Linked DNA regions of Mus musculus: region 2 is linked to region 1. A link is a loop called in an ENCODE intact Hi-C map of the cell type or tissue named here. Cell type or tissue: left cerebral cortex. All regions are shown on one strand. Links, peaks and the distances in the headings refer to the core of each region. The heading gives the core; the rest is flanking DNA. Region 1 has its middle 42 kb from the start of Gm14410. Region 2 holds the start of Gm14325 (predicted gene 14325).

Evidence for each region. Hi-C counts contacts between places; a loop is a spot of excess contacts. Peaks named below come from ENCODE experiments on the same cell type or tissue, not always from the same donor. Only the 100,000 strongest peaks of a DNase experiment are listed, where the experiment ranks them.
Region 2: a loop joins it to region 1, with 26 times the contacts of the local background. A loop is called at or near these places in 4 of 42 quality-filtered maps.

What each region holds. Positions count from the first base shown.
Region 1 is chr2:177,240,349-177,256,017 of GRCm38, reverse strand. No RefSeq gene overlaps it. Among named protein-coding and RNA genes, the nearest start is that of Gm14410, 42 kb to the right of the region's middle. In left cerebral cortex, for the core only: no CTCF peak of the experiment used is centred there; no DNase peak of the experiment used is centred there.
Region 2 is chr2:177,824,770-177,840,438 of GRCm38, reverse strand. It overlaps Gm14325 (predicted gene 14325), which reads left to right and starts at 103. Exons shown (of 4, transcript NM_001024849.3): 1 at 103-202; 2 at 5,793-5,919; 3 at 6,128-6,188; 4 at 7,343-11,448. The coding sequence starts at 200. The coding sequence ends at 8,648. In left cerebral cortex, for the core only: no CTCF peak of the experiment used is centred there; no DNase peak of the experiment used is centred there.

The sequences.
Region 1 (15,669 bases), core at 4,006-12,005:
AGGAGTCATGTCCTATCAAGGAATCTATGTAACTAAGGAGTCATGTCCTATCATTTGGCAATGTACCCGGTTCATTTTGAGGTTGTTTCAGGAGGCCTTTATCTCAAAAATGTTCTTGGTCGAACTTTAGGGTGAGGAGTTTTGGGGTGAAAAGTTTAGGAGTGTTCCGAGAACAACCTCTAGATGGGAGGGGGTGGGCTCCGAGGTAAAAAGTTCATGTTCTCACAAGAGGCCAGTAATTTTTCATTCTTCATTCCCCACTTCTTCTTGTAAGTAATTCTAATCTTAGAATTTCAGAAGTCTATATCTCTATGTGGAGAATACTGCATTTACTCTATCTTTAACATGGGAACAGAAACAGAATAAGGCAGATTAGTAAACAGAACTAGGCAGGGACCCTTTTAGTGAGGCTTGAGGGTCTCAGCATGACGCAGGTGTACGTAGATCAGATCTCTGGCTGGAACTGGTAAGATGTCCTTGGGGTACCCAGCTCGTTCACTGTAGCCAGTTGTGACCAGACTTTTTTCTGCACCACCTGCAAGCCTTTTAACTTAACATATAGATCATTATTATAACAACATAGGTTTAAACACATCATTTAAGACAGTGATGGGCACAGGAGCCCCATAAAGGATCTCAAAAAGAGTAAAACCGAATCAAGAGGGAGTATTCTCAGTTCTAAATAGGGCAAGGGGAAGGAGTACCAAGTAAGCCTGTGCCAGTCTCCAGGATTAATTTTGTCAAAGTCTGTTTAGAGTTTTATTTATTCTTTCTATCTGTCCTGAGTTCTGAGGTCTGTACACATAATACAATTTTTATTTGACCTCTAAATACTTGGCCACACCCTGACTTACCTGGGCAACAAAGGCAGGACCATTATCTGACACTATTGCTTTTGGCACTCCGAACCTTGGAAAATTTTTAATAATCTTCTTGATGACTATCTGAGTAGTCTCAGTTTTATAAGGAAAAGCTTTTATCCATCTTGAGAACGTTTACAAAAACCAGAAGGTATTCATACACATATTTTTTCAGTAAAGTCTATTTTTCAGTAGATGTCTTCTCATGAGAGGACTAGTTTTCTTTCTTCAGTTTTTACTATTTTATACAGGGTTTCTTTTACCAGTCTTAATTTGTCTATAACTTGATAGTCTTCAGACTGTCAGGATCATTGCTCTTTAGGATGCCTGGGCGGTTAGATTTGCCATCTGATTTTTTTTTTAGCCACAGCATCTTAGGTCTTTCTCTGCAGATGTCAACAGCTCTCTTTGTCTGTATATATAGAGCTTGTATTAAAGCCACAAGTTTAGCTTTCTGGGCTGAAGTCTCTTTAGGGAGGCTGCTGGCCTAGATCACTTGCTTTCTGTCCATCACTGCACTGCTGTCCCCGCCTTCCGCTTACCTTTAACCTCCAGGCTACTGCCATCCGTGTACCAGTTCAAACTCTCAGGCCAAGGCTGATCTGATCCTTCAGATCATCTCGAGTATGAGTTCCTTCTGCCAGAATGTCAGCACAATGATGAGTAGGTGAAGTCTCAGGCAGTAGTGAGATCGAGGATAGCAGGGGGAGCGAAGGTCACTCGTTCAGTCAAAGCTCTGACAATGTGTCCATCGGTCAGGGGAACAGTTGGATAATGCTTTCAAGAGCGTTAGTCAGCCATCGGTCATGGGGGCTGAACCACACTTTCTAGGACATGTGCCAAGTTTTGTCTCAGAGTCAATTTATCTGCGTCCTTGACCAGAAGCCACTATGTGCAGACAAGCAGGCCATCTTACAGCCACCAGGTCTAATTTCTTACAAGTATGCCACAGGTCTTTTTCAGGGTCCCAATCTCTGAGTAAGAACTTCTTTGGCAATACCTTTGTTCTCAGTCACATCTAGGAGTCCCATAGCTGGGGATAACATTAGGGCAGTCTCAAGAGCATCTAAGGCCATCTAAGATTGTTCCTTTTTTTTTTTTCTTTATACGAAGGGCTGTTTATCTCTTTAACTCAGCAAAACCTGGAATCCACAATCTGCAAAAGCCCGCAGTGCCCAGGAACTTTTTAGCTTGTTTTGCACTGGTCGGTGGAGGAGTATGAAACACAGTCTCTTTTTTTTAGCTGCTTCAACAGGTAGACCACCGGACTCTTTTAAGGACTCAGCTTCTGTATTAGCACCCCTTTTGTTATCTCTTTACTTTTAGCCACGAACAGGTGAAGGGTTTGGTCATGAGGGGGGCTCCTCTTCTTTTTGTTGGGGCAGTCTCTCACCCAGTGCTCATTTTCTTTACAGTATACACGTTGATCTTTAGCCAAAAGCTTTCTTTTGTTGCCAGGTACTATCTAAGTTTTCTAATTTTCCTGACTTTTGTGGCCAGCATTTTATTTTTCTTATCTTTCTGTCTCACAGCACAGCTCTGATTCTGACTCTGGTCTCTGTCTTTGTCAGCCTCATGTTTCTTTAACTCTTTTTCTTGTCTGACTCTTATTACCTTGGTTAGATTGTTGGGACTTTCTAGTCCCACAGAGACGAGACCCCCATCAGAGTCTGGCAGTTAGACTCACAGGTGCTCCTTACCTTGGACAGAAGCCCCAAGTGGGCGGATGCCTCCCTCACTGGAGCTTAGAACAGACTCACTGCCAGCAGCTCAGGGTGGTGCCACCTTCTGAGAAGAGGGAACTTTAGAGCAGAGACGGGAGTGCAGCTCTCACAGCTGGCTGCAACCGGCACTTATCTTAAAGTGAAAGCAGTTTTTCTGTTAACAAGAGATGGGATGGGAGGGACAGGGGAATGAGAAGCTGCCTGGGAACCTGCAGCGCTCTTGGCCGGCTACTCGAACAGCCTCCTCTTCTTTTTTTCTTCAGCAGCCACAACATCCAGGGCCACTGACTTCTCAGGGACCACTCCTCATTTGCTCCGGATTTCCGAGCTCATTTTTCCCTAGGCTCCAGGTCCATGGGCGGGACCACTGTGACCCGCTGGCTGCTCTCTGGAGTTGGAGTAGGAGGCAGGGCAGCTGAGGATCTGAAAGGAAGTGGTCAGCATAGGGATCTGACAGGATTTTTAGGCTTATTTCAGAAGGCATAACTTAAAAACAGTCGTCAGTCATCAGTCCAAGTCCGAACACAAAGAGACAAAAAAGACACACACAGAAACCGTTTTTCAGGCAACCACTATAGAATCACAGTACCACAGAAATGACAAACACAAGCAAGACCAATACAGGGCATCTTACATGCGATTTCCAGAGAAGCTTACTGTCACTATGACCAACCCAAATGGACCTGTCTCCATGGGAAGGCCCCAGAACCTGAGACCGGCCTAAAACCAAACCAAGATAATCAGTCAACTCCTTGGGACCAAAACCAGACCTGAAACCAGACAAATCAAAAACAAAACAGAATCAGAAGGTGGTCCAATGGAGGACACACAAGTGAACAAGACACACAGACACACAGACATACAGACAGGGAGGGATCTCACTTTACCTCTGACGTACAGTGTCTGTGTCTCATGACAAAAACCACAAACAAAAACAAGATAGCAACAGAGAAAAAGAAGACACCAGTATCTCTAAGCACACTCGTCCACGCCTGGACTTGTACAACCAGCCAAGCCAAACGCTATTTCCTGACGGGGGCAGATTCCACATCGACTCCCTTCCTCCTGAAAAACAATTTGCCTGACGGCGGCGATTAGTGACAAGTCAAAAGCACCCTTAGGTGGCCAGCCTACTCCAAACGTTGGCCACTCGGAGGCGCAAAAGGTCTGCCACTGACCCTTTCTGACCTCCACCGACTGGTTGTGGGCTCTGACCCGCACCTCCTTCCAATGCTCCAGAGTCAGAGAAAGGGGAGTGAACACAGATTGTCCCATTTTTAGAAAAACAGTAGTCACAACAAGAGCGGACACGAGACTAAGACAAAAAAGAAACCAGAAGAATCAGATGGCCTCTCTAAGGCCGGCCGATTGAGACCCTCTGCACGAGGTGGGACTCGAACCCACGATCCCGTGACCAGACGCGAGGTGGGACTCGAACCCACGGTCTCGCAACAAGGTGCGAGGTGGGACTCAAACCCACGATCTCGCAACAAAATGCGAGGTGGGACTCGAACCCACGATCTCGCAACTGGGCACGAGGTGGGACTCTAACCCACGATCTCCCAACCCCAAATGGTCTCTTGGCCTTCAAAGGGGTCCACCAGGCGTCCCTGATCCTCCCCTGTTCCTCCTGGGACGTCTCCCAGGGTGAACGGACGGTGGACACCTGGACACGTCTATCCTTATCCACCCCGCACTCCCTCTCGGAGCGCGGTCTCACTGAGCGTCCGCAAAACTGAAACTGCGATCGCACCAGACTTAGAAACAGAACACAGACATCAGACCAAAGCAGAACAAAGAATCTTACCTCTAAGTGGGTCTAGGACCTCTGGGTGGTCGCGCTGTTTCCCGGCCAATGCACCAAATGAAAGACCCTCGAGGGGAGACCCTCACTCAGACACTCAAGTCCCGGGACAGCCGCGTACCCAAGAAGACACTGAGACCATACATAAAATGTAGAAGGCAAGATTTAATAAAGCAGCGACATGAAAGCACACAGACCAGAGCTCTGGGGTCGAAATAAAGCAGCAACATGGAAGCACACAGACCAGAGCTCTGGGGTCGAAATAAAGCAGCAACATGGAAGCACACAGAGCTCTGGGGTCGAAACTCATACACCTTAGCACAGGGTAGAGGAGTCTCGACGGTCAGCCAAAATTTTTCACAGGCTTATATAGTAAAACTCAAAGGGGGAGAACTAGGCAGGGAAAGTACAAGTTTACATCACTAGGGAGTTCTTGCCAAAGGAATCTACGTAACTAAGGAGTCATGTCCTATCAAGGAATCTACGTAACTAAGGAGTCATGTCCTATCATTTGGCAATGTACCCGGTTCATTTTGAGGTTGTTTCAGGAGGCCTTTATCTCAAAAATGTTCTTGGTCGAACTTTAGGGTGAGGAGTTTTGGGGTGAAAAGTTTAGGAGTGTTCCGAGAACAACCTCTAGATGGGAGGGGGTGGGCTCCGAGGTAAAAAGTTCATGTTCTCACAAGAGGCCAGTAATTTTTCATTCTTCAATGAGTAATTCTATATTGTTAACTATGGATGTTGTCTCTAATGTCCCAAGTTAATGGACAAATTGTCATTTTGACTAGTTTTTCCTCTATAATCTTAAGATTTACATAGTATAAATTGTTTACAGTGTTCCTCTGTTCATGGGATGTTTTATTTATTTGTTTGTTTGGTTGGTTGGTTGGTTGGTTTTTTTGCAAGACAGGGTTTCTCTGTAGCCCTGGCTATCCTGGAATCACTCGGTAGACTAGGCTGGCCTTCAACTGGGAAATCTACATTCCTCTGCCTCCCGTGTCCTGGGACTAAAAGCTTGCACCATCAATGCCCAGCGTGGTAGGTTTTATGAATTGCAGATTTTAATTGTATTACTAACTGCAAGGCAATTCCAGTTTTGTAATAGTTACTATTCATCTTAGCCTTGAGTTTGACTCCAAAAAGTTTCTCTGTTTTTACTCACAGCTGATTATCTCTCTGAATTCAGAGGAGACTGCGAGATTGGCCTGGAAATAGAATAAATTTTTACTTCATATCATTGAGGTCGTTGCTTCCTGGTTCTTGACAGTGTAACTGTATCTGCCATTTAAAGAAACTAAGCCTATTTGAGATGGTTTATATTATGGAAGAGACTATGTAGAGGAGTGTGGCCTCAAATTCATGAATATGAATTTGTCTCCACACTACTGCAATTGATAGCACATACTGGCATGCTTGGCAATATTCATTTTGAAAATGATTGTAAGGCACTGACTCTAAACATCTGGAATGACTTTAAGAGTTATTGTATTGTCCCAATTCTTCAGTGCTGTCTTTAAATGTCTCTCTCTCTCTCTCTCCCTCTCCCTCTCCCTCTCCCTCTCTCTCTAAGAAATTAAGCTATTATTTTATTTGTATGGTTGTTTTGCCTCTGTATTTTTGTTTTTGTCATTGTCTGATGATCACATAGGCCAGGAAAGCCAGGAAGTGGGTGCACCATGTCTTTCATGAGTTTCCTGCTCTGTTCTGAAGCTTGACAAATAACCATCATGTGGAACATACTTGCAGTGACCTAAACCCAGCCAGAAGACAGACCAAAATCTTGTTTCTTAAAATCTCTCTTTAATTGCTAATATTCTGACATCTGTCCACTTGTGGGGCACATCAGTAACTCCAATGTAAGCTGATTCAAGAGCTATATAAGCTATCCAGCTTGATTCTAGGAGGAAGAAGGAGATGTGCCTTTGGAGTGCTGTGGTTGGAGTTCAGATGAGCTCCAAATTTGCAAAACAGTGAACACAGAGACACTGCCCACAAAGGGAAGTAACAGACAATTAAGCAGCATGGATCTGGAATCTTAGTTACTCCCAGGGGCTTGGCAGGAGGACCCAAGTAAGTTACTGGAATGGAGGCATTAGTGCTACTGTACCATGAATCTCTAGATCTGGAAAAGGATTGGCCCAGGTTAGAACTGAGTTCCTTCAGTACACCATCACCCTAAGGGTAGTTAACATGTCACTCAATATGCTCCAGCCAATCAGAATCTCGACCTGGAGCTACCAGTTAGAAGAGGAGGCGGCCCTTCCAGGTTGCAAGCCAGCAACTTCCTTCTCCATGTAATTCAGCAGACCTTTGCATTTCTATGTGATGTGTTTTGTGTGCCTCTACTGAGTGATGTGAGAAGACCTAGCAAGCTTAGAACTCCAAACATGGTCAGTGCAAGATCATCTCCCACAGAGAGGAGGAGCAAGCAGCTTAGCAGAAAACGCATGTGTAGTCGACTTACCATCAGCTGGATGGTAAGTAGCAGGCAGCTAGATGAGGCCACCTGTGGACCTAGTCTCCTCTTGGACCCGGCTTTGGCCTCTGAATAAATTTATTATTGGGCTGCATCTGCACAAAACATTTGCAGGAAGGCGGGCGTGGTGACACACGCCTTTAATCCCAGAACTCGGGAGTCAGAGGCAGGCAGATTTCTGACTTCCAGACCAGCCTGGTCTACAAGGTGAGTTCCAGGACAGCCAGGGCAGAGAAACCCTGTATCGAGAGAAAAAAACCAAAAACCAAAAAACCCAAAAAAACAGAAGAAGTAGAAAAAAAATTTGCAGGAGGGGCTACTCTGGAGAAATGGAGAAATGTACTTGCCAGGATGACAAACTTGACAGCCCTTGTTTCTATATTATCTTCTATGAATTCTGCCCTTAGCAGTTAACATGTAGGTGCAGGCTGTAGAAGACATATTATGTGTTGGGTAGCACTCCAATATTAAGCTCTGATGTACAAGAGTAGAGTTGATGATGTTACGGATTTACCAATGCTTAGGAAATATTAAGTGACACTAAGTAGGATGTAGCTGAGGTAGGGCTGCCTGTAAAACACCTGACAGGTATGTAGTATGCTAAGCAGCCCTCTTGAAGGTTAGTATAGCCATATGCATGTTTATTTACCACGGTTATCAGAAATTTGTCTCCAAATCTTAACAAAAGGGACAAATCTGCTATACAGTCAGGCATTAGACCTATGGTGATATCAAAGAACAGGCCCCTAACAAGCTACACAAAATGGCATTACAGGGTCACAACCAACCTTAAGGCCTGGTGTGCCATAAAGATCTATTTTCCTTCCCAGAATTAAGATGTCATCCCAGAAAATAATAGCTCCATATACAACTAAAATATTAATTAGGAAAAATTTCTTTTTTTAAAAAATTTTTTGATTTATTTATTTATATGTAAGTACACTGTAGCTGTCTTCAGACACACCAGAAGAGGGCGTCAGATCTCGTTACAGTTGGTTGTGAGCCACCCATGTGGTTGCTGGGATTTGAACTCCAGACCTTTGGAAGAGCAGTCGGTTACTCTTACCCACTGAGCCATCTCACCAGCCCCAGGAAAAATTTCTTAATGACAGCATGGATTCAGCTGTGAATATTGCTCAAAGACCAGCCAGCCAAAGACAGATTTTGGATTCTACATATGCTCTCATCCATAATTTTCTTTTCCTTCATGGAAAAAGCATAGTTTTTCCTCCAAGGCAGGACGACAGCAGGTGACAGCTCTTTGAAAGGAAAAATACTATTGTGTTGAGGGCTGGTCCACTCAAGTAAAGCTTGATCCTAATGTGTGGAGAATTGCATACCTGAATCCTAAATTCCAGACCTTTAAGAGCCTGGAGCCTTAAGCCTTAGGAGCTTGACTTAAGGCCCTTGTGTATTGAATACAAAACAGTGCTCTTTCTCTTAAGCCAGGATTAGCTTTAGGAGAGGTGGCAATGGTCTGTGGCTAGGGCTTCTGGGAGGAGAAGGTTCAGATCCTGCGATTCCAACTTTCTCCACAATATGGCGATATGGTTCTCAGTCCCAAGTCCACTGGGGGTTTGGTTGGTCATGATTTTTTAGATACTTGGCAGTTCTTATGTGCAGTGTTGTTTTGTTAGACTTCTGAGTTTGTCCCAGGGTATGCAAGTTTCTAAAGACTTCATAGAGGTCTCCATTTCTTTCCACTTATCCCCTGTGAGAAGGATACAAGATGCTACTCTTGTTTTGTTTTTGTTTTTTGAGACAGGGTTTCTCTGTGTAGCCATGGCTGTCCTGGAACTCACTTTGTAGACCAGGCTGGCCTTGAACTCAGAAATTCACCTGCCTCTGCCTCCCCCCGAGTGCTGGGATTAAAGGCGTGAGCCACCACACCTGGCACAAGATGCTACTCTTAAAAAGTTTACTTGGCATAAGACATAGCTTGTGTAAGCTCTCACCACTACAGCTATTGTAAATTCTACCTTCTACTTTTGCTATTTTTCTCATCTTCTGGGACCTCCAACTCAGGAATCCACCACTGAGAAATGGCTTGCTATTTCAGGGCTCTGAGGCACTTAATAAGTGATTCTGGGGGTCTTTGCTGTGTAAATCTTTTAGCAGTCTTAAGTAGGACTTGTAATCTCTAGTCCATATTTAAATTGTTCAAAATAACCTGGGGACTGAACTGGAAAGAAACTTATGGATGAGAGCATGTGTGGAATCCAAAACCTGTCTTTGGCTGGCTGGTCTTTGAGCATTAGCCACAGCTGAATCCATGCTGCCATTAAGAAAATTTTCCTAATTAATATTTTAGTTGTATATAGAGCGATTTCTTTCTGGGATGACATGTTAGTTCTGAGAGAGCTGTCTCTTCTTCCCCTTATAGAGATGTTCTAAGACAAGCTATGTTGACTCAGGTAGCCTTGATCCTGGTCTGCTGCTCTCCAGGACAATGACCTTGCTTTCCTCTTGATATAAATTCCTAAATTCTTGAGTTAAAGAATGTAGCAAAATGGTGTTTTATAATTGCTCATTTCAGTCATATAATGAACTGTTAATTTCTTCCACCTTTAGATAAGAACAGGAGCAATGGTTTACTGTTATCTCTGTCAGATGAAACAGGGCAGGAGATAGTTAGATCATAGATAAAACCATAAGAGAATCTGCTCCAGGTGTCACCATTCTAGCGAAGGATAAGAGTTAGGCAGGGTTAATAATTTTGTAATTTAACAACACGTATTAAATAATGCATGTGATTAAATAAAACTAGATTGGTGTGTACTTAATTTGTAAGGGTTAGCTTGAGCCAGTGATAATGAATTTCTGTTTTAGGATCATATATAGATATCATGTGTCAGAAATGTAAAACACATGCCATTAGCTCTAGCTGTGTGTGTCACATTATAGATCTCAGTAGTTAACAAAGCATATAGTGGCAAGGTCAAACACTGTTTTATTAATATCATTCCTTCAATCAAGAAAGGCCTGATATTTTTCAAATCAGTACAGTGATATTTTTTACCAATATAGGTGTGGGTTTGTTGTTATTATGTTTGTTTTGACAAACCACTGAGGACAGTGTGCTGATTAACAAGAGTGCTCCACAGTGTCAGACATGTGTCCTAATTGCTCTGAGCCTTTTCTCATAACCATTGGGTGGAAAGTACTTGCAGTTTACCAGCCTGAAGCCACAAAACAAAATCTTGTGTCCTAAAAATCTCTCTTCAGTTGCTAATATTCTGGCACTGACCACCTCTGGGCAGTTTGGTAACTCCAGTGTCAGCTGATTGATGGGGAATGCAAGCTATCCAGCTTGATTCCAGAAGGGAGAAGGGGAAATGCCTCGTGAGTGCTGAAAGTGGAGCTCAGGCAAGCTCCAAACTTTCAAAGCAGTGAACCCAGGGGCACTGTCCAGAAAGTGGGAGAGGCAGGCAGGTAAGCAGCAGGGATCAGGAATCTTAGCCCCTCCCAAGGGCTTGTTGTGAAAACAGACAAGTAGGCTATTGGAAGAGTCACAGTGGTGCTACTGAACTGCAAATCTGCAGATCTGGAAAAGGATTGGCCCAGGCTGAGACCTCTCTGCTGTGTCCCTTCAGCACACTCTAACCCTAAGGGTGCTGCTCATGTCACTCAAGACTCACTAGCAAATCAAAACATCCACATGGGGATGCCAGTTAGAAGAGGTAGTGAATTTTCAGGGTACCCAGCCTGCAAGTTCCTCTGTAACTCAGCTGATCTCAGTGTTTCTGTGGATGCTGCGAGGTAGCTCAAGCAACCTCAGAACTTCAGACATGGTAAGGGCAACTTCATCTCCCTCAAAGAGGGGGTGGGTAAGCATCTTAGCAAAGGATGCTTGTGTAATAGGTCTTCCCAGAGGCAGGATGGTAAGCATCAGCCAGACAGATGGGGCCACCTGTGAGGTATTTTGTGGACCAACTGTCTCCTTTTGGACTAGGCTTTGGCCTCTGAGTAACTTATTATAAGAAAGCATCTGGACAAACCTTTGTGGCTGGAGCTTGTGTGTGGAAATATACTTGGCAGGATTAGAACAAGAGAAACAGTTTACTGTGTACACTGTCTGGTAATACAGTGCAGACAAGAACTAGGTCACAGAACAAAGGAAAGGGGAGTATGCTGCAGGGGTCATCATTATGGAGAAGGGCCTGATACAGGCAGTGAAAGTGATTTTGCAATTTCACAAATTGTAATACTACTAGATTAGCAATACTAGACTGGTGGGCTTTATTTGGGTAGGTTAGCTTGAGCCAGTGGGAATGAATTCCCATTTTGGATCTGTATTATGAGATATGTGCAATTCTTGGTGACATATTTAAGTGAGCTCAGAAATGTAAAACAAATGCCATTAGCTGTAGCTGTGTGTGTCAGATTATAGATCTCAGTAGTTAACAAAGCACATAGGAGCAAGTTCAAATACTATCTTATTAATGCCATTTTTTCTACGAGGAAGGGCATGATCTTTTTCAAATCAGTACAGTAATATATATTTTTCAGTTATTTTTATCTTTTTAAAAAGTTATTTTTTGGTACTACTTTTTAAATTTCATTTTCACTATCCATACGTGACCTCTTACATGTTTCTGTTCTCCAATATTGACCCCAAATTAAGAATTTCATTCCTATTTTTAAAGAGATTTCATATCTGTCTGCTTAGAGAAACATCTCCTGTAGCTTTTTCTTTATGCCATGTAGTTAAGAGTTGCTTTGAACTCTGAATCCTGCCTCTGCTGCCCAGGGCTTGGAAAACATTCCTACAACTGCTTTCAGGCTGGGTTCTGACTGATCAGTGAGCCAAAAGACACCAGGGAATGAGTGTTGTCTAACCTCCCTGGGTGACAGGGTTACAAATTAGGGGATTACAAATAAAGAGGGACAGGTATAAGGTTGAGTTCAGTGTCCAACTTTGAAGCTGGTCTACTTGCGGCACAGAAGAGGAGGAGGAATAAGGTAGGTGAGGCCTTTCTGCTTTGGCAGTGGTTGACATTCACCGTGAGGAGTCAAGGAATCAATTTTACATAATCAGTAAAATTCCATACTGGCCATCTTGTGGCATTTCCCAGATTAGGGCAGTGACAAATGAGATCACAGGCCCTGCCCATTACAACATATTGCTGGCTTACCTCACCATCTACCCCAGGAGTAGGACAGCCAATCTCCCAGCTGTCATTCTGTATGCAATCCAATCATTTGGGAACTGGCCTTTTCATCTATCATTAATCCTCCTGACCTGGCTCTTGCTTCTCCCCTCCTTCCTGTCTTCACAAGGTCCAAGGTCATGTCTACTCTATATTTTCCCAGGTACAAATGGGTCTGGCTATGTTCTCACTTTGTGTATAATATACTTTCTACTCCAACATACCTAGGAGCAGTGATGTCTTTTTTTTTAAAATATCTTCTTTTTCTACCTTTTTCTCACCCAATGGCTGCTTGTAGTTTTCAAATTCAAACCCACTTTCACTTTGAAATTTTTGTTAATATATGAATTTGATTGCAGGTTGGCTGCAGGACTTCCCCAGTAAGTAGTATAGATGACTGTAGTGCGTATTGCATGCATAATTGAATATACAAAGAAAGGACCCTGGGCCTTTAAAATGGAAATTACTTGGTTTGCTGGACTAGAACGTTCTTTTAAATGTAAATATTCCACAGGATGGACCATTGTCCCCTTTCAGACAAGGGAAGTCCTTGTCACCTCATTCCCTAAAGACCAGTTTAAAGTGTGCACTGTTCCACCAATCATATTGTGCCTAGTTGCTGATGCTCTTTTCTGCCCCTGGAAACCATATAAAAACTTGGTTAGTACAGAATGGCATGGTTTCTGCCCCTTGCACAGTATTGCCCGCGCTTTTGTTCCACCGGCAAGAAAGACGCAACAAACCGGAATCTTCTGCGGCAAAAGCTTTATTGCTTACATCTTCAGGAGCAAGAGAGAGAATGGTGAAACCCCGTCCCTTTTAAGGAGAATTATCCTCCGCCTAGGACGTGTCACTCCCTGATTGGCTGCAGCCCATTGTCCGAGTTGTCGTCACGGGGAAGGCAGAGCACATGGAGTGAAGAACTACCCTTGGCACATGCGCAGATTATTTGTTTACCACTTAGAACACAGGATGTCAGCGCCATCTTGTAACGGCGAATGTGAGGGCCGCTCCCCACATCTCCCCCTTTATTTGGGAGCAATAGGCCACCCATATTAATGAGAGTGGAGATAGAGGTCAAATCCCCAGTGTGCAGGTAAAGGAGCCGTACACAAAACCCCCTCCCAGGCTCATCACCCACAGGGGTCCTGGTCTGGTCCCGTGTTGTTTTTTCCTGGGGGAAGGACACTTGAACACTCAACCTTCTTGAAAGATGACATGTCTCCCTAGAATAGGCTCATACATGCCGCAGAGCCCTTCTACTGCAGTGCTTAGCCATGCAACTCTCTCGGGCTGCTGAAGTGCACTCACTCTATCTCGTGCAATGAGACTAGCCTCGTGGGGTGCAAGAGCTGAATGGCCAGCAACCTATTGCTTAAGCATAGATAACCATATATCAGGGGAAGCACCATGTTCTAGTGCTGCAAGCGCCTGGGCAATAACCACCTTGTCTCTCCTAGTTTGGGCCTTAAGCTTACAGACCAACCAGAGAAGCAACACTAATCCACAGCAAAGTGTATCTCCAAATAATCCCACTCCCACCCATTCTTTAAAGAAGAAAAATGCTGAGGAGATCCAATTGGGTAATCCTTTGGTCAGGGACAGGTCCAAGCGTGTGGAGTTGACCTGAATGATGGCAAGTCTCAATTCCTGAAGGGTCTGTTCAAATTCAGCCATCCAATTCTGTAACATATACTGAGAAAGTCTTTTTGACAAATTAGCTGCCCTAGTAAATTTCTCATACTGAATGGAAGTAACACACAATCTCGGAAACTTTTGTTCACATCCCAGCTGAGCTATTTGCCATAATACATCTAGTTTTTCCTGGACAAGATCTATGCGTTGATTAACCAGCATGAGACCTCCCTGTATCTTGACATTAGCTGAGGCCTGTTTATCCATGGCTGTGGTTACCGAGGCTGACAATGTGTTAATGGTGTCAGTCGTCTGGACCTGTCCAGACAGAGCCAAGGCTGTCTGAACAAGGCCAAACCCAGTTCCTTGTTAGTGGTAAAAAGTCGGGAGAATACTTGAGCATTATACATCACCGGCATTGGGAGTGGAAATGTTGACATTATCCCCCAACGCTGCTCTCTCTTCATTATTGTCGCCCTGGACATCACCAAGACGAGGGACATCAGTATTCCCTTGGTCAGTCTGGATTTTTCGGGTGAGTCTTTCTGGTATTCAAAATGGGTTGTCTTCATTCTGTGGAAAAACACAAACAGCTCCCCTGGATCTTATCAAAATAGGATCCGGGCCATACCATTTATTATCTAGGACATTTTTCCATTTAACCATCTCATTGGGCCTATCTGGCTCTGAACAATGACGTTCAGCCGCAGTATGGCCATGAGCATCAAGATTTAAAAAATTGAGTGTAAAGAGTGCCATAGACAGACACTCTTGGTACTCGGGGTAGAGCCTCGACTCCCCCTTTCTGTTTTTTTTTTTTTTTAAAGATTTATTTATTATTATATGTAAGTACACTGTAGCTGTCTTCAGACACACCAGAAGAGGGAGTCAGATCTTGTTACGGATGGTTGTGAGCCACCATGTGGTTGCTGGGATTTGAACTCTGGACCTTCGGAAGAGCAGTCGGGTGCTCTTACCCACTGAGCCATCTCACCAGCCCCCCTTTCTGTTTTAGTAGATAGGATTTGAGGGTGCAATGCGCACGCTCAACAATACCCTGTCCTTGAGGGTTGTATGGAAGTCCAGTCAGGTGGGTCACATCCATCTGACGGCAGAACTGCTGGAATTTTTGAGATGTATAAGTTGGTCCATTATCAGTCTTAAGGAGTTTGGGTTTCCCCCAAGCACTCCATGCCTCAAGGCAATGTTGAATCACATGTGAGGCTTTTTCTCCAGTTAAAGGAGAAGCAAACATGATGCCAGAGCAGGTGTCAATAGAGACATGTAAATATTGATTTCTCCCAAAGGAGGAAATATGCGTGACATCCATTTGTCAGACCTGTAATGGTCGAATACCACGTGGGTTAATTCCCACATGAGGAACTGGCAAGAACTCACAGCAGCTTTGACATTGAGTAACAATGTCATGGGCTTCTTTTCTGGTCTAGGAGAAACGATGGCGTAATGTTTCAGCCGTCACATGAAAATTGTTATGAAAATTTCTTGCAGCCTCTACTGGGGATGATAGGGCAGCAGCCACCACTTTAGTGGCCTTATCTGCCAAGTCATTTTCCAGAGTCATGGGGCCAGGTCGGCCTGAATGGGCTCTAACATGAGTAATATAAACAGGAAATCTTTTAGATAACAAAACTAATTGTATCTGCTGAAAAATATTGGCAACTTTACTGGAAGGCTTAATCACTCCAGCCACTTCTAAAAGATTTACTGCATTAACCACATAACAGGAATCTGACACAATATTAAGGGGTTTTAAAAAGGTTTTTAAAACTTCTAAAACCACTAAACATTCTACCACTTGAGGTGAATTTTCATTATATTGTTTGGATACCACTTTACCATTAGCTACATAGGCACCTATGCCAGTTTTTGATCCATCAGTATATACCACAATCTCATTTTCAAGTGGGTTTCTTACTGTTATTTGTGGAAACACAACAGATTGATTTTGGGCAAACTGTAAAATTGGATGTTTTGGATAATGGTTATCTATTTGTCCTGA
Region 2 (15,669 bases), core at 3,342-11,341, 590 kb before region 1:
TGCTCATGTCACTCAAGACTCAATAGCCAATCAGAACCTCCACGTTGACCTGCCAGTCAGAAGAGGAGGCGGCTCTTCCAGGTCAAGCTTGCAAGTTCCTTTCTGTAACTCAGCGGTCATGAGAGTTTCTGTGTGATGTGTTCTGCGTGACTCTACTGGGTGTTGTGAGAGAAGGTTAGTCAAGCTCAGAACTCCAAACATGGTAAGTGCCAGGTCATCTCCTGCGGTGCCGTCGGTGTGGGGAAAAGAGGGGAGTGGGAGAGAACTCGCTTCTGGCCAGAGTTCCATTGCGCTGGGCAGGCAGGAGCGGGAGGACTGCAGGACGCTTTCCACATGGCCGCGGGTGGCTGTCTGGCCGTGGGAAGGCACGGACCCAACTCGGTGGGTGGTGGAAAAGGGCAGCTCTAGGCACCAGGTTCCCAGCCTCCAGCATCCCACGCTGGATACCCCGGAAGAGCTTAGGACAGAATGGGGTCCCCGGGGTGGCACTGGGCTTCGGGGCCAAAGGGAGGAGAAGTTGGGGGATAGGGGCCACTGAATGGTTCCCACGCGAGCGAGCATCCTTGGTCAGGTCCGGGGCTGGAGCACAGGATGGCCTTCTGGCAGGAGGTTTTCTTTTTAATTTTTGTTACTGTGTGAATTTGATTGCAGTTTGGCTGCAGGGCTTCCCAAGTATGAAGCAGAGATGGCTGCACTGGACATTGCCTGTATAATTTAATAATGTTCTTTAATTGCAGAGAAAGGCTCTGTGCCTTTAAAAAGGAAAATAAGTGGAGTCTGGAAAATTTTAGTGAATGCAAATTTCCCAGACTAGAGCTCTGTCTGCAACTGTGGCAGAATTGCTGAGCCAGGAAAATTTCAGCTGTCTGAATCATTTGCTCTGTGATCTTACAGTGGAGGAGCTGCTGTTGTCTGAGTCCCAGCTGTGTTTTCCAGGCTAATGAGGGACTCTGTCCATGCCTTTCTATCAGGAACCCTAGTGGAAGGTAGCTTGGGGTTCTTTATGGGAGTCTCTTCAGAGCCATCTGTTGCAAACTGTGAAGAAGGCCAAAAGCCATGTCATGGTGATTGTAATTGTCTCCTTTGCCAGGCCAGGAGGAGCAAGTTTACTGAGTTATCTGAGTCAGATCTGCTGGTTCCAAGGACTGTGGTTCTGTTGGTCCATGTGGTGATCATAGCAGAGGCCCTTGTCCTTTGCCCCTTCCTGAGTGTGGATTAATGGGGATGTGGGAAGCTCAGTAGCCCTAGTAGCTTGTGGGCTTGGGTACCAAAGGTTTTCCACGGAGATCTCTTGCCAGCCTTGGTGGGAGGGTTCCAGCAAATAGAAAGGAATGCAGGCAGGGAGGGGAAGTTGCAAACCTGCTTTTGCAGTGCCAGTCAACTCCACCTCCCTCTCTGCTGTGCCATGCAGTAATTCTGTGCCACCCTACACTGAGTAGGGTCCCCAAGTGCACTGGGGGCTTGGTCAGTAGTGGTTTTTTTAGATACTTGGCAGTTCCCTTGTGCAGGGTTGTTTTATTAGACTTCTCCTGAATTTGTCCCAGTGTATTCTAGCTTCTGCAAACTTCATAGAGGTCTCCATTTCTTTCCACTTATCCCTGTAAGTAGGATACAAGAAGCTACTCTTCTTCTTTTTTTTTTTTTTTTTTTTTTTTTTTGATTTTATTTTTGAGACAGGGTTTCTCTGTGTAGCCCTGGCTGTCCTGGAACTCACTCTGTAGACCAGGCTGGCCTCGATCTCAGAAATCCGCCTGCCTCTGCCTCCCAAGTGCTGGGGTTAAAGGCGTGCGCCACCACGCCCGGCTGATGCTACTCTTAAAAAGTTTACTTGGCATAAGACATAGCTTGTGTAAGCTCTCCCTACTGCAGCTGTTGTAAATTCTACCTTTTACTTTTGCTATTTTTCTCATCTCCTGCGACCTCCAACTCAGGAACCCATCTCTGAGAAATGGCTTGCTATTTCAGGGCTCTGAGGCACTTAATAAATGTTCTGGGGGTCTTTGCTTTGTATATCTCCTAGCTGTCTTAAGTAGGACTTGTAATCTCCAGTCCATATTGAAATTGTTCAAAATAACCTGGGGACTGAACAGGAAATAAACTTATGGATGAGAGCATGTGTGGAATGCAAAACCTGTTTTTGCCTGGCTGGTCTTTGAGCATTAGCCTCACCTGAATCCATGCTGCCATTAAGAAAATTTTCCTAATTAATATTTTAGTTGTATATGGAGTATTTCTTTCTGGGATGACATGTTAATTCTGGGAGAGCTGTCTCTTCTTCCCCATATAGAGATGTTCTAAGACAAGTATGTCGACTCAGGTAGCCTTGATCCTGGTCTGCTGTTCTCCAGGACAATGACCTTGCTTTCCTCTTGATATAAATTTCTAAATTCTTGAGTTAAAGAATGTAGCAAAAAAGTGTTTTATAGTTGCTCATTTGAGTCATATAATGAACTATTCATTTCTTCTACCTTCAGTAGAGAACAGGAACAATAGTTTACTGTTATCTCTGTCAGGTGAAACAGGGCGGGAGCGAGTTAGATCATAGAGAAAACCACAAGAGAATCTGCTCCAGGTGTCACCCTTCTAGAGAAGGATAAGAGTCAGGCAGGGTGAATAATTTTGTAATTTAACAGCATGTATTAAATAATGCATGATATTAAATAAAACTAGATTGGTGGGTGCTTAGTTTGTGCAGGTTAGCTTGAGCCAGTGATAATGAATTTCTGTTTTAGGATCTATACTATATAGATAGAATGTATCAGAAATGTAAAACACATGCCATTAGCTGGAGCTGTGTGTGTCAGATTATAGATCTCAGTAGTTAACAAAGCACATAGGAGCAAGTTCAAATACTATCTTATTAATGCCATTTATTCTACGAGGAAGAGCATGATCTTTTTCAAATCAGTACAGTAATATATTTTTTCAGTTATTTTTATCTTTTTAAAAAGTTATTTTTTGGTACTACTTTTTAAATTTCATTTTCACTATCCATACGTGACCTCTTACATGTTTCTGTTCTCCAATATTGACCCCAAATTAAGAATATCATTCCTATTTTTAAAGAGATTTCATATCTGTCTGCTTAGAGAAACATCTCCTGTAGCTTTTTCTTTATGCCATGGAGTAAAGACTTGCTTTGAACTCCGAATCCTGCCTCTGCTGCCCAGGGCTTGGAAAACATTCCTACAGCTGCTTTCAGGCTGGGTTCTGACTGATCAGTGAGCCAAAAGACACCAGGGAATGAGTGTTGTCTAACCTCCCTGGGTGACAGGGTTACAAGTTAGGGGATTACAAATAAAGAGGGACAGGTATAAGGTTGAGTTCACTGACCAACTTTGAAGCTGGTCTACTTGCAGCACAGAAGAGGAGGAGGAATAAGGTAGGTGAGGCCTTTCTGCTTTGGCAGTAGTTGACATTCACCATGAGGAGTCAAGGAATCAATTTTACACAATCAGTAAAATTCCATACTGGCCATCTTGTGGCATTTCCCAGATTAGGGCAATGACAAATGAGATCACAGGCCCTGACCATTACAGCATATTGCTGGCTTACCTCACCATCTACCCCAGGAGTAGGACAGCCAATCTCCCAGCTGTCATTCTGTATGCAATCCAATCATTTGGGAACTGGCCTTTTCATCTATCATTAATCCTCCTGACCTGGCTCTTGCTTCTCCCCTCCTTCCTCTCTTCACAAGGTCCAAGGTCATGTCTACTCTATATTTTCCCAGGTACAAATGGGTCTGGCTATGTTCTCACTTTGTGTATAATATACTTTCTACTCCAACATACCTAGGAGCAGTGATGTCTTTTTTTAAAAAATATCTTCTTTTTCTACCTTTTTCTCGCCCAATGGCTGCTTTTAGTCTTAAAATTCAAACCCACTTTCACTTTGAAATTTTTGTTAATATATGAATTGGATTGCAGGTTGGCTGCAGGACTTCCCCAGTAAGTAGTATAGATGACTGTAGTGGGTATTGCATGCATAATTGAATATACAAAGAAAGGACCCTGGGCCTTTAAAATGGAAATTACTTGGTTTGCGGGACTAGATCGTTCTTTTAAATGTAAATATTCCAGACTAGGGCTCTGTCTGCTTGTAGGGTGTAACTGCAGAGTTTGGGAGGTTTTAGCTATCTAAATCTTTTGCTCTGTGATCCCACAGTGAAGGAGCTGCTGTTGCCCTGAAGCCCAGCTGACTTTTCCATGCTAATGAGGGACTATGGGCAGGACTAACAATCAGGAACACTAGGGGAAGGTAGCTTACAGGTTCTTTACAGGATTCTCCTCAGATGCATCTGTTAAAAGCTGCCTGGAAGACCACAAGCCATCCCCTGGTTATTATAGTAATCTCTGTTACAGTACAGTAGGAGCAAGTCTGCAGAGCTATTTGAGTCCGATCTGCTGATTCTAAATGGACTGTGGATCACAGTTTGGTTCTGTTGGTCCATGTGGTGATCATAGCAGAGGCCCTTGTCCTTTGACTTCCTGACTGTGGATTTACAGGGGTAGGGGTGGCTCGGTAGCCCTGGGAGTGGGAATGTATGGAACTTAAATGTGACTATGCAGTATGCACATACAGGCATTGCCTTTGGTGTGCCGTAGGACAACATTGGAAAAGTAATGGTTTGATTTCTAGAATTCATGACCCTTCTGTATTCAGTTTTGTGTTTCTAGTTTTATAAATAGTTTAGAAGGTAGTAGTAAAGAGCTGTCAGCGATCATCCTTCAGAAATATTTGATTAGATTCCTTTTACCTTTCTGTTACCTATTGTCAAAATGGTGTGATTCACAGAACTTCAATTCTTGGTTACAAAAGAAGCTTCTGACATGCAGAAGTTTCTCAGGTGTTGCTGGTGCTGGGTGGGTGGATAGGACAGACTGGAGCATAATGCATATGGCAGGAAGCAGACATTAAATTATCATTCAGCATTTTTTTTTTTTTTTGTATATGGGCTCCCGTGGGCCGGTTTAGCCTGAGAGTACAAAGGGTCATGAACAGCTGTAGAACAATAGCTCAACTTTCTGATCATCTACAATGACAGAGAGAACTCTGGAGCATGGGGCCTCTCTGTTTGGAAGTCAGATCGGTAGTAACTGTAGGGTCAGATTTATAACAGTTTAGGGGTGACTTTGAGTTATTTTTATTGGAGGCAGGAAATATGATTTTATTTTATTTCTATACACATCCTAGCACAGGTAACATTAGTCAAGGTCACATTGTTCCTGGTGTAGTTGCCTTAGTTATTGAAGAAAAGTTGAAAATTGGTCACGTGGAAATGGGCAGAGGAAGCTTTCCCTGATATTGTGTGGCAGTTCTGTGGCCTACTATGAGACTGTCCTGTCTAGGAAAACAGATAGTGGGCTTGTTCTTTAGACAGACTGCTTGGTCTTTGGGAGAATTGGCTATGGTTGAGAAGGGGGTGTCTGCCCAGACTTGGGGGCTAAGAAGGGAAGGGGAGATGGAAATGGTCTTTTTTATCTACAGGTGACATGGATAGGTGAGAAGAAACTGCAGTTTTAAGGGAACTCTTGCATATTTGATCTCAGGGAACAAAAATGTGGAAAGTCTACCAGCATTCTACATGGTTCCATACACAACATCTTAATACTAAGGCATCAGGTTCCCAGAGATCATTTATTTACTTAAGTTTTTGTTGTCCAACTGTGAAAGACTGGATAAAAAGTACTATGTGGGTAGGCAGTGCAGTCATCGAATATTCATTTTGAAATAATCCTTTACACTGTTTCTGTATATTTTGTTTTGTACACACTTATCAAATCTTACAGGATTTAATCACCTATGATGACGTGCATGTGAACTTTACTCAGGAAGAATGGGCTTTGCTGGATCCTTCTCAGAAGAGTCTCTACAAAGGTGTGATGCTAGAGACCTATAGGAATCTCACAGCTATAGGTAATATTGTGATTTTTTTTTATTTACGTTATAACATGTATGCACAACTGTATCTTTGTTATTGTTATTTGTTTTGTTAATTTCAATTGAGAATGAGGAAGAACAAGATGAATCAATCACTCATGGTTCTAAAGTTCAATGGCGTTAGTAACTTAAATGTTGCCTAATTTCCAATAATGTAACATACTTTCTCTGGTACTGGGTTTAGGTTACATTTGGGAAGAACATACAATTGAAGACCATCTTCAAACTTCTAGAAGTCATGGAAGGTACTTTTCTTCTGCAACCTGATGAAAAAATTCCTATGAAGAAAGTTTAACGTGTGCTACAAGTAGTAAAGAAAACCACTAGGGTACAATAAGCACTGATTTCAGTCATGGATGTTTACTGAATTTCATAAAATCATATATGTCTATGGCAGATATGAAATTATTGTTTGCAAGGCATTCCATTAGTTCAAAGAAAGAGATATAATGGCTTAACAGATATGATACTGTTTAAATCAAGCCATGTAGAGCTATGCTGTACAAGTGCGAGTGTCTTCAGTCTTATATCGCTTAGATATTGCAAAAGGAACACACAGTGATTAGGTGACAAGTATATGTCTAAAACCTAGTAATGAGCAAATAATCCATAGTATATCTGAGCTCAATGATATACTTGTAATAACATTGCTAAATTTAGTGAGATGAACAGTTCATAAGATTCAAAAATGGTTTTGTGGAAAAACCTTAATCTCTGTACCACATTTCTGTGACGAAAAAAAGTCAGCTGTGAATGTAATGTGGAATTTTCACTTGTTATTCTTCTTTTGATGTGGATGTCATAGGTTAAGATGGATACAAGTCTTGTGATCATTGGGGCATTGAAAGAAGCCACATACCTTTCACTTTTCCAGAACAATTAGAGGATATGCAGTATAACATATTTTGAGCAACATTTAAATGTGCTATATAAGTTTATAAATAATTTGCTTCGAACATTGCTGGGGACATTTACCAACTCAAACTGCTGAAAATAGTAATGAGAATTAAAGCAGTAGAAAATTTTTTTTCTTTTGCATTTGTTCATATTCCAAATGTAGTATTACTCTCATGATAACAAAATTTGTGAAAGCAATCATTGTGCAAACACTGGGAGTTCTTCCTGTTTTTTTTCAAATATGTGAGTAACCTTTTATAGAAAAAGTATGTTATAAATGTGAGCCACATAATCAGTACTGTTTCCATTTCATATATCCTCGAAGATGTAAAACAATTCATAATTTAGTAAAACTCCTTTGAATATAAACAAAGTAATATTACGTTAACATTAGATTGCTCTGTTCAATGAAACCAAAATTTAAAAGAATTCATACAGATAAAAAGACTCATCAGTATAATCAGTGTAAGAAAGATTTCACGTGTGCAAATTTTATTTGCAGGCATGAAAGAAGTTGTTCTGCAGAGCAACCCTCTGAGTTTATTCAATGTGGTAAAGCCTTTGCATATGAGAGTGGTAGACAAAGGCATCAAATTAAACATACTGGAGAGAAACACCATGACTGTAACCAATGTGGTAAGGACTTTAGAACATGGAATGTCCTGCAAATACATAAGCGAACACATACAGGAGAGAAACCCTATGACTGTAAACAATGTGGTAAAGCCTTTGCAAGAAGCTGTCATCTCCGAATACATAATCGAACACATGCAGGAGAGAAACAGTATGAATGTAACCAATGTGGTAAAGCTTTTAAAAGAAGGAGTGACCTCCAAATACATAAGCGAACACATACAGGAGAGAAACCCTATGAATGTAAACAATGTGGAAAAGCCTTTGTAAGCAGTGGTGAACTCCAAAAACATAAACGAACACATACAGGAGAGAAACCCTATGAATGTAAACAATGTGGTAAAGCCTTTTCACAAAGCAGTCATCTCCGAATACATAAGCGAACACATACAGGAGAGAAACCCTATGAATGTAACCAATGTGGAAAAGCCTTTGCAAGAAGTGGTGACCTCCAAAAACATAAGCGAACACATACAGGAGAGAAACCCTATGAATGTAAACAATGTGGTAAAGCCTTTGCACATAGCAGTCATCTCCACATACATGAGCGAAGACATACAGGAGACAAACCCTATGAATGTAAACAATGTGGTAAAGCCTTTGCAGTATTCTATACTCTCCAAATGCATAAGCGAACACATACAGGAGACAAACCCTATGAATGTAAACAATGTGGTAAAGCCTTTACAGTAATCTATACTCTCCAAATGCATAAGCAAACACATACAGGAGAGAAACCCTATGAATGTAAACAATGTGGTAAAACCTTTTCACAAAGCAGACATCTCCGAATACATAAGCGAACACATACAGGAGAGAAACCCTATGAATGTAACCAATGTGGTAAAGCCTTTGCAAGAAGTGGTGACCAACAAGAACATAAGCGAACACATACAGGAGAGAAACCCTATGAATGTAACCAATGTGGTAAAGCTTTTATAAGAAGGAGAGTCCTCCAAATACATAAGCGAACACATACAGGAGAGAAACCATATGAATGTAAACAATGTGGTAAAGCCTTCGCAAGCAGTAGTGACCTCCAAAAACATAAACGGACACATTCCGGAGAGAAACCCTATGAATGTAAACAATGTGGTAAAGCTTTTGCACAAAGCAGTCATCTCCGAATACATAAGCAAACACATACAGGAGAGAGACCCTATGAATGTAACTAGTATGGTAAAGCCTTTGCAGGAAGCAGTGGTCTCCAATGCCATAAAAGATAAATACAGGAGAGACACCATATGAATGTAACCAAGGTGGTAAACCCTTTGAAGGAAGCAGTGGTCTTGAATATTATAATCGAACACACACAGCTGAAAAACCCAGGAATGTAACCAATGTGGTAAAGTCTTTGCAGGAAGGAGTGACCTTTAAAGAGAAAAGACCATACAGGAGAGAAACTCTATATAGGTATCTGATGTTATAAAGCCTTTGCAGCAAGCATTGATCTCCAAGTACATAAATGAACATATACCAGAGAGGAACCTTTTAAACGTAACCAATGTGGTAAAGCTTTTTCGAAAACCAATAGTCTTTACACACATAAAAGCACATATAGTTGAGAGAAATGCTTTGATTTTAACCAATGTGGTTAAACTTTTTCAAAAAGCAGTCATCAACAAAATCATGAAAGAGCACGTATAGGAGAGAGATTTTTGAATGTTAGCAATGGTGCTTTTATAGCTTTTTCACAAAGCAGTGGCCTCCAAATATATAAAGGAACACATACAGGAGAGAAACCCCATGAATATTGGCAATGTTTTAAAGGACTTCTACAGCACAATCATCTTCAAATCTGTAAGGAACATGAGGTTTTGAGAAATCCTCTGAATAACACCAATTAGGGAAAGCAATTGTACAAAAGAGTCATCTCCCAACACAAAAGTATACACACTAGATAGAAACCCTATGAATATAGGCAATGTGGTAAACATTTTATAAGTCACAGTAGTCTGTAAGAAAAGGAGACACAGTTGAGAAAAACACTATGAAATGAACAAGTGAACAGAGCCTTGTGCATTAAAATCTTCAAATACATAAAAGAAGACATAGAGGTGAGAAACCCGATGTCTACAAGCCATGTGGTATTGCTTTCACTTGTCAGTCATATTCAAAGACACAAAAGAAAACAAAATGTAGCAAAAGGCTGAGTGTGTTTAATATGGTGAAACTTTTTGAATATTTTAGAGTCTTTACAATGAAACAATTCATACTGCAAATAAATTTAGGAATATAATATGGTGAAACCTTATCAGATTTCCCAAATCTTCATCATTATGAATGAGAAACCCATAAATGCATTCAATATGGGGAAGCCTTTTAACATTTCTAATTCTTTATAATCCTGAAAATAATCATACAAAGGAGTTCAAGGGGATACAAGAAATGTTTCTTATTGTCTTGCTTGAGTTACAGTCCTGACATCCTTTGGTATGAATATCAATGTGGAAATTGTGAGCTGGATTAAACCCTTTCCTCCCCAACTGCTTCTTGGTCATGATGTTTATGCAGGAATAGAAACCCTGAGTAAGACAAATTGGTATCAGAAGTGGGGTATTCCTGTGACAACCTGACCATGTTTTGGGAGGACTGTGGAAGGACTTTGGAACTTTGGGCTAGAAGATCCATTCTGTGTTAAGAACTCTGTGGGATGTTGTGTAGGAAGATAATGTTGAGAACCGTGCAGAAGATGGAGGCCTGGCTTGTGAAATTTCAGAGGGAAAATTAAAGCCTCTTTTCAGGGCCATTGTTACTTTGTGAAGATTCTGTGGTTCTGGTTAACTGGGGCTGAAGAATCAGCTGTGATTAACAAGATAATAGAATTTCTAGAGTGAAAACTTTGCATTACTGGGACTGTTGATGCTGGTTAGCTGGAGCTAAGAAATTAGCAGTGATTAAGAAGAAACCAGCATCATTGAAGTGGCATCATCTGTGAAGTGTTTTCTGAGAGCACAGAGGAAGTGTTCTAGAGATAATCAAGGTGGTACCTTGTGCTGTGGCTGGACTTGGTAGTGTGTAAGTCTTACCCTCGTGGTACTGGTTTTGAAGGCATGAAGGGATAATGCAGATCAGCTAAGGCCCAGCACTTTGAGAGGCCATGGAAGGCCACTGGTGAAGGTGCAGACTCAGGTGAAATTGATGGCCCAGTACTGAAGAGATCATGCAGTGTTTTGGAGTTGACAGGTCCATGAATGACCACGAAGAACAGCAGCAGCAGTAAAGTACATGCATCTGGAGCCTAGAGGACAAGTGGTGTGCTACAAAGGACAGGGTTGGAAAAGTGACCCAAGCCCTTGGATCTTTTGGAGTTGTCCAAAAGATCGTGAGTTGGATCCCAGACATTGGACAGTTGGAGTTTAATTTTTACTTTTGATTGTGACTGTGCCCTGATGTTTTTCCCTCTTGAAGGAAACAAGTATTTTAGTGGATTCCATAGTAAAGAGACTTTTAATTGTAAAAGGCTTTGGATTTTAAAGGATATTGGATATTTTAAAAGCATTGAACTTTTAATATGTAAAGTCTGTGGGGCTTTCAAAGTTGTGTATATCTTGGGCATGAATAAGAAACTAAGAGTTGAGCATTACTAGTGATGTGTTTGCGTGTCAAGTTGACAAGGTGTCAATTATACTGGCTAATTTTGTGTCAACTTGACACAAGCTGAAGTTATCACAGAAAAAGGAGCTTCACTTGGGAAATGCCTCCATGAGATCCAGATGTAAGACATTTTCTCAATTAGTGATCAAGGGGAAAGGCCCCTTGTGGGTGGGACCATCTCTCTGCACTGGTAGTCTTGGGTTCTCTAAGAGAGCAGTCTGAGCAAGCCGGGTGAAGCAAGCCAGTAAAGAAACATCCCTCTATGGCCTCTGCATCAGTTCCTGCTTCTTGACCTGCTTGAGTTCCAGTCCCAACTTCCTTGGTGATGAACAGTAAGCAGTATGAAAGTGTAAGCCAAATAAACCCTTTCCTCCCCAACTTGCTTCTTGGTCATGATGTTTGTGCAGGAATAGAAACCATGAATAAAACAAGGGGTATAAGGTATGGATTGTAAAAAAAAGATTAGACAATAAAGAAATGAAGAAATAAAATTAATTTTTTTTTTGAAAAAGGAGGATCAGACAGAAACATTCCTTCCAAATTATAGCTTCATTTTCACACCAATCAGGATTTAGGGATAGGGGCTTATGTAGTTTACAGTGTCAACTGTTATATAATATGACTGTTATAGCTTAACTAATCATATGGATTTGTTCTTTGGTGGTAAAGTACAGGTCTTATGTTTTGAGGGGCACAATGAAAAGCAGAAAGCATTGTTAGAGACAGTCATTATGTTTTAAAAAGAAAATATGAGTAAAGTGAGGTTGGATCTCCACAATACCTAATCCTTGGAAACGAACTTAGTTTCACCATATGATTAAATTCAGGATAATAAGAAAAAGGCAATACTTAGGGCCTGGTGTTTGGATTTGATTTGTTTTTCTGCTAATTCCCAATTGTGTATTGATTCTTATGCTACTCCTGTTAAATTCTTCCCAAATTTCATGATAATCCTGTACTGGGACACTGAGATTACCTGCCCCAAGCTGATTGTAAATGGGTAACAAAAGTGCCAGCAGCCAATGGCTAGGCAGGCAACAAAGGCAGGACTTTTGATTCATGGCAAGGGAAACAAAGAGGATCTCCATGCCAGTAAAGGATTTGGATGCCAGCTTCAGAGCTGGGAAAGACACAATACCAGCCACATAAAAGCTAGGAAAGAGTGACCCCAGTGTTCCCTCCTCTGATTGGTTCTGGAGAAGCAAAGATGGGCTCTAGATTTAGGAAATTAGGTGTATCACAGGGGAACCAATAGCAATGTGGATGTTTGGGAGTGTCCCAGCCAATGAGCTGATTTGGCATATTACATAATGCTGTTTGTCTTTCATTTCAGACTCCAAAGTACTTGTATGCTGAGCTAAGAACTTAAAAAGGTGGCATCCTATAGTAGAGCAGAGTAACCAACTGAGTCTACAGAAGGCATCACACCTATAGGATGGAATGCAATATTAAAAACTAATTGGGGATTCTCAAATGAAAAACAAATGCTACGATGTGAAATTAAGGGATGAGGAAAATTGGTTTCTTAGTGGATTCACTTGTTTTGCTGAGCCATTTGAGTCCTCACTAGCTGTGCAGGTTCACAACTAAAACAAAAGTTGAGCTAAAATGGTATGCATAATTCTTGGATTTGTGGAATGAGCTGGGACTCAGAAAAATGTCCCAAGCTGATCCAGACATCCTTGTTGGTCTGGATTTTCCATGAGCCCTCTTCCACCATGAGCCCTTCTAAAAGATTTCTGTCTGCCTCAAATAGTTTAAGCTTGGAGGTGCAGTACAAAGATTCAGGCTGCTCAGAAAGCAACAACAGAGGTAGATGGTAGAGGCTGCCCAGAGCTATAATCAGAAAAAAAAGAATAGAGAGAAATCGATGAGATTCGTTTTAACTTCTTTTAAGGAAAAATGAGCACGTGGTGATTGTGTAAGAGTGTTTGAGGCAATCTCTGTGAAGGGCCCTAATGTCTGCAGTGGATTCTCCACATGGCTGCCACCCTAGCACACCCAGGTCCTTGAGATCACTGGTAAGTGGAATGCAATATAAGTTCCAAAAAATACAGAGGGTCTTGTAATAGTAGGAACAGGGACAAAGGACCAGCAGCGTGACCAGCGACTGAGATTAACTTCTGGTTGGAGCCACCCTCCCCCACCCCCATGCAATCTTTGGCCAGATCTCAGCAGAGGGCCCAAAGGTCCCCAGAGGACTCTTCATGCTGAAGGCCCCCTAGCACACCCTGGTCTTTGAGATCACTGGTGAGTGGAATGCAACATCACTTCCAAAAAATCCAGAGGGTCTTGTGCTAGCAGCAACAGGGTCAAAGGACAAAGGCAGGCCCTAGCACATCCAGAATCTTGGGATCACTGAGAACTGTTTATGCAGGAGAGTAAGTGGGCAGCAGAAGTAACTAAGCTTCTTGAACAAGATCCCTTCAGGCCTTCATCCTCAGCCAGAAGACAGACCTAACACCCAGAACCCTGGACACTTTCCCTGCAAGAGGGGAGTCGGCCTCCAGGGAGGGCTCTGACCCCAGGAATCAGGAGGTGGATCTGAACTCCAGACTTCTGTGCACCTTCTCTGTTGGCACTTTCTCTTTATGTTACCTAGGTCACATTATATTTAGTGGATAGGATTATAGACAATTAAGACTGTAGTAAGATTAAGGGAGAGTTTCCCTTAGAATTTAAGACATATTTCAAACAACCAGAATGGAGATTTTAAAATTATGTTTATTCTTTAATTATACTCCAGTCATTATCACCCCCCCATTCCAACCACTTACAGTTTCTCATCCCATATCCCGACCCCTCTGTACATCTCCATGAGGGTGTCCTCACACCCACAACCATTCAACAACATCCTGCCAGGCCTCCCCAATCCTTGGGACTTCAAGTCTCTCAAGGATTAGGTGTGTCTTCCCTCCCTGAGTCCGGGCCAGGCAGTCCTCCTCTGTATATATGTTAGGGACCTTGGACCAACAAGTGTATGCTGCCTGGTTGCTGGCTCAGAGTCTGAGAGATTTCCAAGGTCAAGGTTTCTTGAGACTGTTGGTCTTCTTGTTGGGTTGTAAGACTCCCGGGAGCCTTAGCTTACTGGGGACCTGTGAGTGAACCATGTGGGGCTGGAATCAATGGAAAAAGCAAGAGGAATTTATTGTTCCACTAAACTGGGGTCATCCCAGACCCTAAGGAGAGGTGGTGACCCGCGTGCCTATTCGGCCAACTTTTATATGGTCGTCAGGGGCAAAATAGAGCATCAACCTGGCAGTGGTGGCATACACCTTACATTTAAAAGCTCCTAGTGGATTGCCCAGACCCCTTAATGAGGGCAATGCTGCAGCAGGTTTGCATATCAGGCAGAGTATAGGCATTACACAGGAATAGTTCAGCCAAACACTCTCATTCTTTACATCATTAAAAAGCAATAGGTTGAGACAACAATTTGGTATTTCTTGAGAATGTGCATGTCAAATTGTAAAGACTTTCATCAGTGTCCTCAATTTCTTCCTGTATCACACAAAGGTGTTAATCCTCTAGGAGTTAATCCTCTAGGGCTGGTACCTACTCTGTTATGGCAAATAGACGTTACTTATATATCTGAATTTTAAAAATGTTAAACAATGTACATATGTGCTACATCCAATCCAGTAGTGAGAAGGGCGACAGGCCCCGAAAACCTGTGTGCTGTCCTGAGGCAAGAAGTTCACAGAACTTAGTCTCCTGGAATCTTGCCATCATGTATAAAGAATGCTCCAATGTCCTTGCTTTAGTTGGTAAACGGATCTTGGGCTTTCCCTTAATGTTGCTTTATTATAAGTCCTCCTAAGGGGGCTGGAGAGATGGCTCAGTGGTTAAGAGCATTGACTGCTGTTCTGAAGGTCCTGAGTTCAAAGCCCAGCAACCACATTGTGGCTCACAACCACCCATTATGACATCTGATGCCCTCTTCTGGTGTATCTGAAGACAGCTATAGTGGACTTAAACATAATAAATAAACAAATCTTTAAATCACATAATTATTAAAAAAAATAAGTGCTCCTAAGTATTGATTTTTTTAATTTTTTTTTTTTTTTTACATATAGCTAAGTTAGATTCTAGGCAGTCGTTGATCCGACCCTGGGCATGGATAGCTAAGTCACTGCCCTATGTAGGAATTTACCATTATCTAGGAAGAGGGAAGTTAGTGACCTAAGGAGGAAGCAGAGTAGATACTTAGAACTATAGATAGCTGAGTTACACCCATATACAAGTGTTTACAATGGCCTAGGGGGAACAGGAACGCAGACCCCCTTAATGAGGGCAATGCCACAGCAGGTTTGCATATCAGGAAGAGTATAGGCATTACACAGGAATAGTTCCGCCACACACTCTCATTCTTTTTGTTTGTTTTTTTTTTTCATTTTTAAAATTCTATTTATTTATTTATTTGTTTGTTTATTGTATGTAAGCAAACTGTAGCTGTCTTCAGACACTCCAGAAGAGGGCATCGGATCTCAGTACAGATGGTTGTGAGCCACCATGTGGATGCTGGGATTTGAACTCAGGACCTTCGGAAGAGCAGTCAGTGCTCTTTTTTTAAAAATATTTTTATTAGGTATTTTCCTC